2 separate regions of the Mus musculus genome follow, and region 2 is linked to region 1. A link is a loop called in an ENCODE intact Hi-C map of the cell type or tissue named here. Cell type or tissue: heart. All regions are shown on one strand.

Region 1 (5,000 bases):
CTACTTAAGATTTTCAGTTTTCTCTGCTTCTCATAAGTTTGTAAAAAGTTTTATTAGGTGACACCCGTGACCACTAGGAGAAGACCTTTTGCCACCTCAGTAAGTTCACTTCAGTTTCGTTTAATCAGACTCAACCCTGACTGTGTTTTGAGGTACAGAGTCTCGCTGAAATTTTGCTGATACGTTAAAGTTCATCTTATTACTATATAATGAGACCCGAATAGCTGGCGGGTGTGTGGTACCTCCATCTAGAGTCTCCCAGTGGAGGAGGAAGCTTGGCATGGGGGGGGGGCCAGAACAATGGCAGTATGTCAGTCAAGGCTGTAAAGTGACCCTGACGGAGGCGTGGTCGCTCCTCCATCTTCCCTTCTCTATCTCTGCATGGCTGGTGTCAGAGTACCCAATATATGTCCTGAACACCCCTGTCATTTCCTCCAGGTACACCCAGTTGTGTCCCCATTTCTGGGTTAAAGGATAATTCAGGAAGTATCTTAAGTCAGGTCAGGGTCCATCCCTCTGCATGGAGACTGCTGACTTAGCCTCCCACAGAGGTCCTTGTTCCGGCTGGAAGGACAGTGTGAAGGGTGGTGATTTCCTCCATGAAGTGTTGTCTGCTGCCTCACACAACTTGTTGGCAGTGGGTGTTCCCTGTGACAATTTATAGGACTCTGTGTTTCTTGTATTACTGACTGACTTTCAGGAGCCAGGGAAGGCTTCGTCACAGGAATCAGCGCTAACTAAGATTGACTGATCTGCTTTTCCAGTGGCGAGGTCCACAGGCTAGTTCCTGTAGCTGAACAAGATGATTCCCTAGGGAAGTCCAATTCTATCATAATCAAATAGCAACTGTATTTAGAAATTTAATATCCTTTAATATCACAAGGGAAACTTCTTAGCTATTCTATACCTCACTGCAGCGTGTGGGGGGAAACAATTACTATTTCAAAGTTATTAAATTTGCTAAAAATCCATCAGTTAAGATTATCAATTATCCTAGCAGCCCTTTATTGTGAAAGAAGTGCGGGGAATCTTGAGGGTTTTTAAATTGTGCGTCTTAGGTCTCCTTTCTCAAACACATGTATATGTGCATGTGATGTGAGTGTGTATGTCTGGTTATATGTGCTTGGGATGTACGTGCATATGCATGCAGGCCGAGGACCAAAGCTGACACTGGGTATCTCTTTTGATCACTCTGTTTATTTACTGAGTCACAGTCTCTCCCCAAGCTAGGAAGTTCCCAGGTCTAGTCAGCTTTCCCCGGGGCAGTCCCTTGTTTCGGTCTCTGGAGTGCTGGGATTATAGGTAGAAGGCACACCTCTCTGGCCTTTTACTTGGGTTCTGGGGATCTGAACTCAGGTCCTCATGCTTAAACAGCAAGTGCTTTATCCACTGAGCCACCTCCGTCTCTCAGGAGTCACTGTTTAAACAAGCAGAGAAAAGTTATTTGGTGCCCGACTGCTGTCTGCTGGGGAATGCTTGCTGTATGGGGGAAGTGTTAACTGTATAATGACCACATTTGAGGCAGTCGTGGGTATGCCTCGGTTGGAATTAGTGCAGACCACGCCCCTTCCACGAAGCTCTGAGCTAGGCCCCTTCTTAGAATTGGGAACAAAACACCCATGGAAGGAGTTACAGAGACAATGTTTGGAGCTGTGACAAAAGGATGGACCATCTAGAGACTGCCATATCCGGGGATCCATCCCATAATCAGCTTCCAAACGCTGACACCATTGCATATACTAGCAAGATTTTGCTGAAAGGACCCAGATAGAGCTCTCTCTTGTGAGACTATGCCGGGGCCTAGCAAACACAGAAGTGGATGCTCACAGTCAGCTATTGGATGGATCACAGGGCCCCCAATGGAGGAGCTAGAGAAAGTACCCAAGGAGCTAAAGGGGTCTGCAACCCTATAGGTGGAACTGCCTGCCGCTGATTCCATGCAGATCAGTAGACTCTGAAGGGAACACCCCAGCGCAGCTATGAAGCACGTCTCAGCTGAACATTTATTATAAGAAGCACACTATGTGCACCACTCAGAAGGATAATCTAGTGCTTTTCAAGGATATGTGTTTAGATTCCTGCACTCTTAGAGATTCTTCTCTGCAGGACACAGCTTGGTCCAGTTATTGTATCCTGTTATGTTGGATAATAAGGAGATTCATTTGGAAAGTGTCTGTTGTACATTGTCTGCCCAAACTATGTACCCAAATAATTTATTCATATGTCCTGTAGTAACAAAAACTAGTCTTGGTTGGATCATTTTGTTTGTTTGTTGTTGTTTTTTGTTTTTTACCCCAAGGCAAAGACCAGATTTCTTGTAGTGGCCACCAGAGGGAGCCAGAGAGGTTGATATTTTAATAAAAGCCTTGGCAGTTTTCATATTGGTAGTATTTATCAGCACTTCTGTTGAAGTTATATTAAGAATAATTACTTAAGCGAAATATATACATATTATGGTTCCATTTTTAGTTAAAGATTTAATGTGTATCTAGGTATTACAAACTCTGTAAATATCAGTAACAAAAAAGAACATTAATATGATCTTTTTAAAAAGATTTATTTTTAATTATGTGTATGTATCCAAGTTTGGGCATGTACATGTGAGTGCAGTGCCCACAGAAGCCAGAGGCATCAGTTCTCTCTGGAGCTAGAATTGTGGACAGTTGTGAGCCGCTTGATGTGGGTGCTGGAAACTGAAAGGATCTGCTGCAACAGCTTCCACGTTCTTAACTGCTGAGCCATCTCTCCAGCTCCCAATAGAATGGTTTTCATGGTGATTTTTCTTCTTCCCTTTTTTGCCTCTCTCCCATCTTGTTTAGAACATATATTAGTATTTTATTTAGTATTTGCTTTTTTTCCTACCGTGAACACACCGTTGTAGAACAAAATTCCCCCTGCGTGTAGTTTAGAAAGGGGTGTGGAAGCTTCCGAATGACTGCTGTGGTGTTTAAAGTGCCTGAGATGCATCACCCATTGTTTTGATTCATCATTAATTTGCCTTAAATTTTTTGTTTTGCATTTTAAAAAGTTATACTGAAGACATAACTTGTATGAATTTGCAGAGCCTGAATTTCTGTGGCAAAAACTTCAGATTTACTGAGTAGAGAACAAAGGTATATTGTTTTAGACTCTTGGCTGTTGCATCTATAAGAACAATTGGAGTATAAAAAATCTGATGAATAATATGTTTATTCAACAGAATTCAGCCTTAGAACTGAGTTTTAGGTATAAATATTCTCCTGTCTACTTTGTGTGTTTGTTCATAGTGTATTTGTGTGTGGGGGGGTGGGGTGGGGGGGGGGCAGGACACACATGCATGCCTGAAAAGGCTAAAGATTGACTTGGGTGTCTTCCTGTCCCTCTTCATTTGCTGATGTAAGGTCTTTGGCCAAGGCTTTCCCATCAGCTAGCCAGCTCACCCTAGGACTCTGTAGTCTCTAGACAGGCCATCATCACACCTACCTGACTGGGTTCTAATGCTTGCCTGGCAAGGGCTTTATCCTGACCATCTCTCCAGCCTCACTTTTATAACCAATTAGTAAATCTTTACCCTTTTTTTTTTTTTTTTTTTTTTTTTTGACAGTATGACATAGGAAAAAAGGTACTTCAGGGCTAGCCCAGGGCTGGAGTTTTAGCTGGCATTGGCAACTGTGCAATGCGGATAGTCACTGAGCGACTGCAAGATTCTTTTCATGGGCAGAATGAAGATGGTAATAAACTGTCTTGGTTATGGTTGAGAGCTGCGTGAGGTGCTGCCTCAGTAAACGCTGACGGTCTTAGTTTTCTTTCCTGCCGCTGTGATAAAATACACTGACGAAAGCAATTTAAAGGAGAAGAGGTTTATGTTCACTTACAGTTCAAGGATATTACTGCCCTTCGTGGTAGGGGAGTCAAGGCACCAGGAGCCGGAAGCAGCTAGTCTTGTTACATCCCTATGTCCACAGTCAGAAGCGAGTGATGGATGCTAGTCTGCATGGGAGTGCTCAGCTTGCTTTCTCCTTACACAGCTTAGGGTCTCCTGCCCAGGGAGTGGTGCCACCCACAGTGGGCAAGTCTTCCCAACTTAATCAATTGATTAGGATGCCCCTCAACAGACATGCCCAGAGGCCAGTCTCATAGCTTTTGTTCTTGATGACTGACACTAACCATCTGGGAAATCTTAGGTTAATTTTGGCCAGGGCCACTCTTCTAGCAACCAATCAGACTGATTTACCCTTTAAAGAACCTGCATTTACCCAGTTTACCCCTTTCCCTTTGATTTATTTATCTCTGTGCTAATCAACTTTGCTAACCCCCTAATACAGGAGGATTATCACCATTTTCCAGTTCAGGTAGGCTTTGGATTCTTCGCAGAACGGCTAAGACCCTGTGGTAGTTTGAATAAGAATGGCCTTCAGAGGCTCCTATATTTGAATGCTTAGGGAGTGGCACTATTAGAAAGGATTAGGAGTCATGGCCTTGTTGGAGGAAATGGGCCCAAACCAGGCCCAGGGTTTCTCTCTTCCTGCAGCCTGTGGATCTGGATGCAGAACTCTCAACTTCTCCAGCAACTGGTCTGCCTGTGTGCTGCCGTGCATTCCTCCATTGTGGGAGAGCAGAGGCAAGCTAGCTAATAGCCAGCATGGTAGCAGAAGCAGGAATCTGAGAGCTCCGGTGGTGAACTGCAAGCACAAAGCAGAAAGAGCGATAGAAATGGCCCAGGGCTGTTAATCTCAAAGCCCACCTCCAGTGTGGCACTCCTCTAGCAAGGCTGAACCACCTAAACCTCCCGCAACAGTGCATCAACTGGGAACCAAGTGTTCCAATCTCTTAGCCTGTGGGGAACATTCAAATAGCTACACATTCTGTCTGTGGCTGTTTCTATTCTACGGTGGCAGAGTAGAGAAGCTGCAGCCGAGAATGTGTTTGTCTGCTAAGCTCAAAACATTGCCCAACCTTTCACAAAGAAATTTGTCAATCTCTGAAGGGTTGCCATGGAGCAGGTGAGAATTACCTGTGCA
Region 2 (5,000 bases), 100 kb before region 1:
GACTGCTCGGCAGCCTTAGTTCTGAGCATAGGGTGCACATTTTGCCAGGTGCATACTGCCACCCCACCCAGTGCCAGCAAATGCTGCCCCAAACCGCTCACCTCAGATTTGAGTTACAATGATACAGATCACCTTGTTTCTGCTGTGTGCAAAGTTTTCTGCACTCAGAGAAACATAATGGTTTAATTATGGAAAACATGGACTCTCTACATTTTCCTAGTTAGCTATTCCTTGGTGTATATAAAATTAATTTATTTTTTAATTGTTTAATTTTAACATCTTATTTTTATTTATGTATGTGAATTGTAGATGAGTACCAGTGCCCACTGAGACCAGAGATGGTGTCCAATCCCCTGGTACTGGGCTTGCCAGTGGTTGTAAGCGGCCCAAAATGGGTGCTGAGAATCTAACTCAGGTCCTCTAGAAGAGCAGCAAAGACTCTATTGATTGATTGATTAATTGATTGGTTGATTTTAAAAAATCACTCACTCGGTTCCTGACTTTAGCTTCACAAAAATATTGTTAAATGAGTTTTGGCTTGGCATTGACACAGAACTTCCAGTCGGTTGTGAAATGGCTCTAGACGTTTTTCTGACACTTTGCATTATATATTCATGGCAAGGCCCTGTTGCCAGCAATGGCAATGAAAAACTATTCATCTAAATATTAGTCATCCTTGGAAAAATGTGGGAGATGTCCTCCATGCTGCAGTGCCAAATATCAGCCTAGGCTTCGCACCTTACATCACAGCAATCGTGGCATCTAGTGCTGTGCCCATTTGTTTTGTCTTTAATAAACGATAAAGTTAGAGAGTTGGAGAAATGGCTCCGCGGTTAAGAGCACCAGCCGCTTTTCCAGAGGACTTGGACTTGATTCCCAGCACCCACATAGAGCTCACAACCGTCTGTAACTCCAGTTCCAGGGCAGCCTCTGGCTCTGCATGCAGATGGTGCAGAGCATACATACACCCAAGCAAACTACCCATGGGCATGAAATAAAATTTAAAAATTATTACCAAGGAGCTATTTTAAAGTAAAATTTATTATTTGTCATCAATAAATATTTAGTTTATATGCCTCTCTATCTGAGGCCATATAAAAATTCATATCAAAAGGTGTTGCTAGGGGGGAAGTTTAAAAAGCCCTGATCTGGAGCATTCTTAACATCTTCCTTTCTAATGCTTTTAATATTTGAAGAATGTAAGGCGAGACATTTTTTTCAGATGTTTCATGTTTAGATCAGTTTTCATAGTTCCATTAACCTATCCCTGTGTGCCGTAGACTTCCTGTTGATGTGGCAGTTAGAGGTTAAGGGGTTAATTGAATTTGGACTAAACATTTTGGCAAGAGTATTCCATAGGCTCTTCGTGACACTCCATTACCTCACCTCAAGTGACACAATTGGTTAAGGGTGTTTCTCCATCATACAGATCTGTCTTTGCGGTCTTCCTGTCCCTCGTTTATCAATGTGATATATCACAGTGTTTTGATTTGCATACGTTGTGCCAGCCTTGCCCTCCGGGGAAAATTCCTGTTAGAGTATGATGGATGAAATTTTGTTTACTCTAAATAACAATTTTAAAAGTATATTAATTATGTACATATGGGCACGCAAGTTTCCTTGGATGCCAGCGGAAGGCATCGGATGCCCCTGGAGCTGGAGTTACATGTGGCTGTGAGCTGCCTGACGTGGGTGCTGGGAACTGAACGCTGGTCTTGTGCGAGAGAAGTTCGTGCTGTGGGCCGCTGGGCTGTCTCTTCAGGCCCAGTCCCTTTGTTTTTGTTTATTGTTGTAGTTTTAGGGGATGGAGTCTCAGTATGTCACTCAGGCTAATAAACTCTTAGGTGTGTGTGTTCTGTTTCCTCGCCTGAGCCTCCCAAGTAGCTGGGACTGCAGGTCGACTCTCTGATGGCTGGCTGGATAATCATCCTTTTAGTGTATTGTTGAAATCTATTTGCATCTGTGCTCCTCAGGGGTATTGGACTGTAACTTCCTTCTTTGTAATGCCCCTGTCTGGCTTTAATAACAGAGTAACACTTGTGAAATGGATTTGCAAATATTTCATTCTATCCAACTTTCTGGGGTGAGTTTAAGAAGCATTGGTTCTCAGTCTTCCCTAAACACATGTGAACTTCAGCACCAGGGACATCAAATCACAGGCTTTTTTTTCTTTTAATGGGAGATATTTGCTTTAAATTTGAAATTTTGTTTCACATCTTACATGTTTTGCTTGCACGTATGCCTGCCTGTGCCCCATGTACAGACAGTACCTATTAGGGCCAGAAGAGGGCACCAGATACACAGACCTGGAGTTAACAGGTATGAGCTTGTTGATCCTAACCACTGAGCCACCTCTCTAACCGCTCTCCTTTGGAAAAGAGCTTTGCCTTCTCATCTGGATTGACCAAGTGTTTCTCCCAGTGAGGAAAGAAGAAATATTTAATTATCTCACCTTTGAAATGTGGGCCTTTTCTCAAACGTGAACTTTTCCTCGTGGATTTTTACCTATTTTTGTTATAATTAGTTACAGTTATTTTGGATGCTTGAGAGTCTGTCATGTAGCTGGGAACACCCCTCCATGCTGCCGTCAGCGCACCCTCTGGGAACATGTCTACTTGGTTTTGAGCACAACCTCACTTTTGGAAACTTCATAATTTGTACTTTTCCTACTCCAGTCATGGAATTTAGCCATTTCCACAGGAATCCATGGTCTTTTGAAACACTAGTAAGAAAGCATTTAGAAACCAAGGCTGAAAATAAAAAGTGCTTGTTTCTTCCCGGGCACCATCACTTCCCAGGCCTCTCCAGGCACAGGTCTGCTTTTTAAGATAAATTTGTATAATAATTCAGTTTGAACATAACAGATTTTTGGTATTTACTTCCTTTATTTTTTTTTTAAAATGATAATCTTGACTCCTGAGTTCAAATCCCAGCAACCACATGGTGGCTCACAACCATCCGTTATGAGATCTGACGCCCTCTTCTGGTGCATCTGAAGACAGCTACAGTGTACTTAGATATAATAATAAATAAATCTTTAAAAAAATACCATCACAACACCTATTTTATTTACAGTATACACAATGTGTAAAAACTCTACTATGTGCAAACCTTTTAAATGGTACCAGAATACGAGAAGCCAGTATGAATCCTACCTTCGACTTAGGATTCAGGGTGCTAGTGAGATGCGTACATGAGGAGCTATGATACAGTATAGACAAGCCTTAGCGAGGAGTGGCGAGCTCCTTCCTGGAGAGTCGCTTTTGAGATACAGGGCCAAGAGCGGGACATGCTGTTCAAGGAATCAGGAATAGCAGGAGCAAAGGTTTGAGGTAAGAAAGTTTGCACCATGGGGTCTTTCTATTCGCTTGGAGCAACGGGCCTTGAAGGAAGTCACCAGAAATCAGTTTGCAAGATGGAGACAGTCAGGTTCTAAGTGCATCGGAATACGGAGCTAAGCACTGTAGGCTTGCAGTGGAAACCCTGCTGCAATTAGTAGTAATAATGTTAAAGTACAACAGCTGCATATTACAATGCCTTCTTCACAATATGCAATGTGGCAATTGTGTGGAGGAGGCTGGAGCCCAAAATACAGTACAGGAGGAGGTAGGAGGTGAGAAGATACAACCATAGCAAGGCTCTGGGTGGGAAAGACATGAAAATACAGGAATAAAAAAGAGATGTGATATCCGAAAGGTAATTGAATTTACATTTTCCCTTTAGACCTATTTTCCAGCCTCTGCCTACCAGCAAAGAGACTCTGGCAACACGACAGGCACTGCCAAGCAGGAGCAAAGAAACAAGGCTGTCTTCTGAAGGAGTTGACTGTACCGCAGGATTCTGGGGAGGCTAAGGGGGAACTGGGAGCTTCAGGGCAAAACCTCTCTACTTTGGGTGGAAGGCTCAGCCAGATGGGTCTCTGTTTGCCCTGAATTGAAGCCTGCCCCCATTACGTGTCTAGAGCCAAATAGGAAGAAAAGCAATATGGGTAGAGAGCTGCAGGGGAGTCCACGTAGCCCACTCAGCAAATTATCAGCTCCCTCTCCTCTCAGATGAATAGTATGGAGCTTAAACTCCCTCCTGAAGAGTGGGCGAGGGATTCTGCAGTCTTCCAAGGGGAAGGAGTGATTTCCCAGTGGAGAGACCTGATGGGCACACAGCAACAGTTGCTAACTGTATCCTGGTATGATGTAGGGAGGATGGAAGTTTACCTCTAGGGTCCTCCTCCCCAGATGCCCTGCCTTAGAATAACCATGGTGGAGGCAATCAGAGAAACCTCAAAGGCAAGACATTCCACAGCATATATTTCAACACTGTCAAGGTCCTCAAAGGTAAGGACAGCTGGAGAAAGTCACCACCAAGAGGAGCCTTGGGAGATATAGTGCAGGTAGTGTGGAATCCTGGGTGAGATCCTTTAGGGGGAAATCAAAGGAGTCTAAACAAGCTATGTACTTCAGCTAATGATGCTGCATAATTGGCATCTCCTTAAGAAGTGTACTGTAATAATGGGAGACATTAATAATGAATAAGTTTGTACTGAGGCATATGGAACTCACTGTGCTATTTCAATAACTTTTCCATAACTCTAAAGTGATTCTAAAATAAGCTTATTGAAATTTTAAACAAAAAAGAAAAAAAAAGGAAAACCATTTATTGGTCCCTTGAAGCGAAGCAATAGCAGGGAAATGCATTAGAACAGGCAATACAGAGTACAGAGGTGGTGGTGGTGTCTTAAAAGTCAGAGCTCCAGTCGGTACACTGAGCGCTACTACATCCACCAAATGAAAACAGGGTGCTCTCAAAAGGGAACATCTTGGGGCTGGGGAGATAACTCAGTGGGTAATGCATTTGCTGTACAAGCATAAAGATCCCCCAACACCCACAGTCATGGCGGCCCACCGATCAACCCAGCACATACATGTGTACCCATATGCATATGAACATACACCACATGCACAGTCACATGCGAAGAAAGCTCTATACAGTTTGGAGGATCAAAA

The links. Peaks named below come from ENCODE experiments on the same cell type or tissue, not always from the same donor. Only the 100,000 strongest peaks of a DNase experiment are listed, where the experiment ranks them.
Region 2: a loop joins it to region 1, with 2.0 times the contacts of the local background. A loop is called at or near these places in 2 of 42 quality-filtered maps.

What each region holds. Positions count from the first base shown.
Region 1 is chr9:60,817,246-60,822,245 of GRCm38, forward strand. All of the region lies in intron 1 of Uaca (uveal autoantigen with coiled-coil domains and ankyrin repeats), which reads left to right. Among named protein-coding and RNA genes, the nearest start is that of Uaca, 25 kb to the left of the region's middle. In heart, a CTCF peak has its summit at 2,330 (motif pointing right); no DNase peak of the experiment used is centred here; H3K27ac peaks cover 1,211 bases.
Region 2 is chr9:60,716,201-60,721,200 of GRCm38, forward strand. The region is part of intron 1 of Larp6 (La ribonucleoprotein domain family, member 6); the gene reads left to right. Among named protein-coding and RNA genes, the nearest start is that of Larp6, 5.6 kb to the left of the region's middle. In heart, CTCF peaks have their summits at 2,286 (motif pointing right) and 2,988 (motif pointing left); no DNase peak of the experiment used is centred here.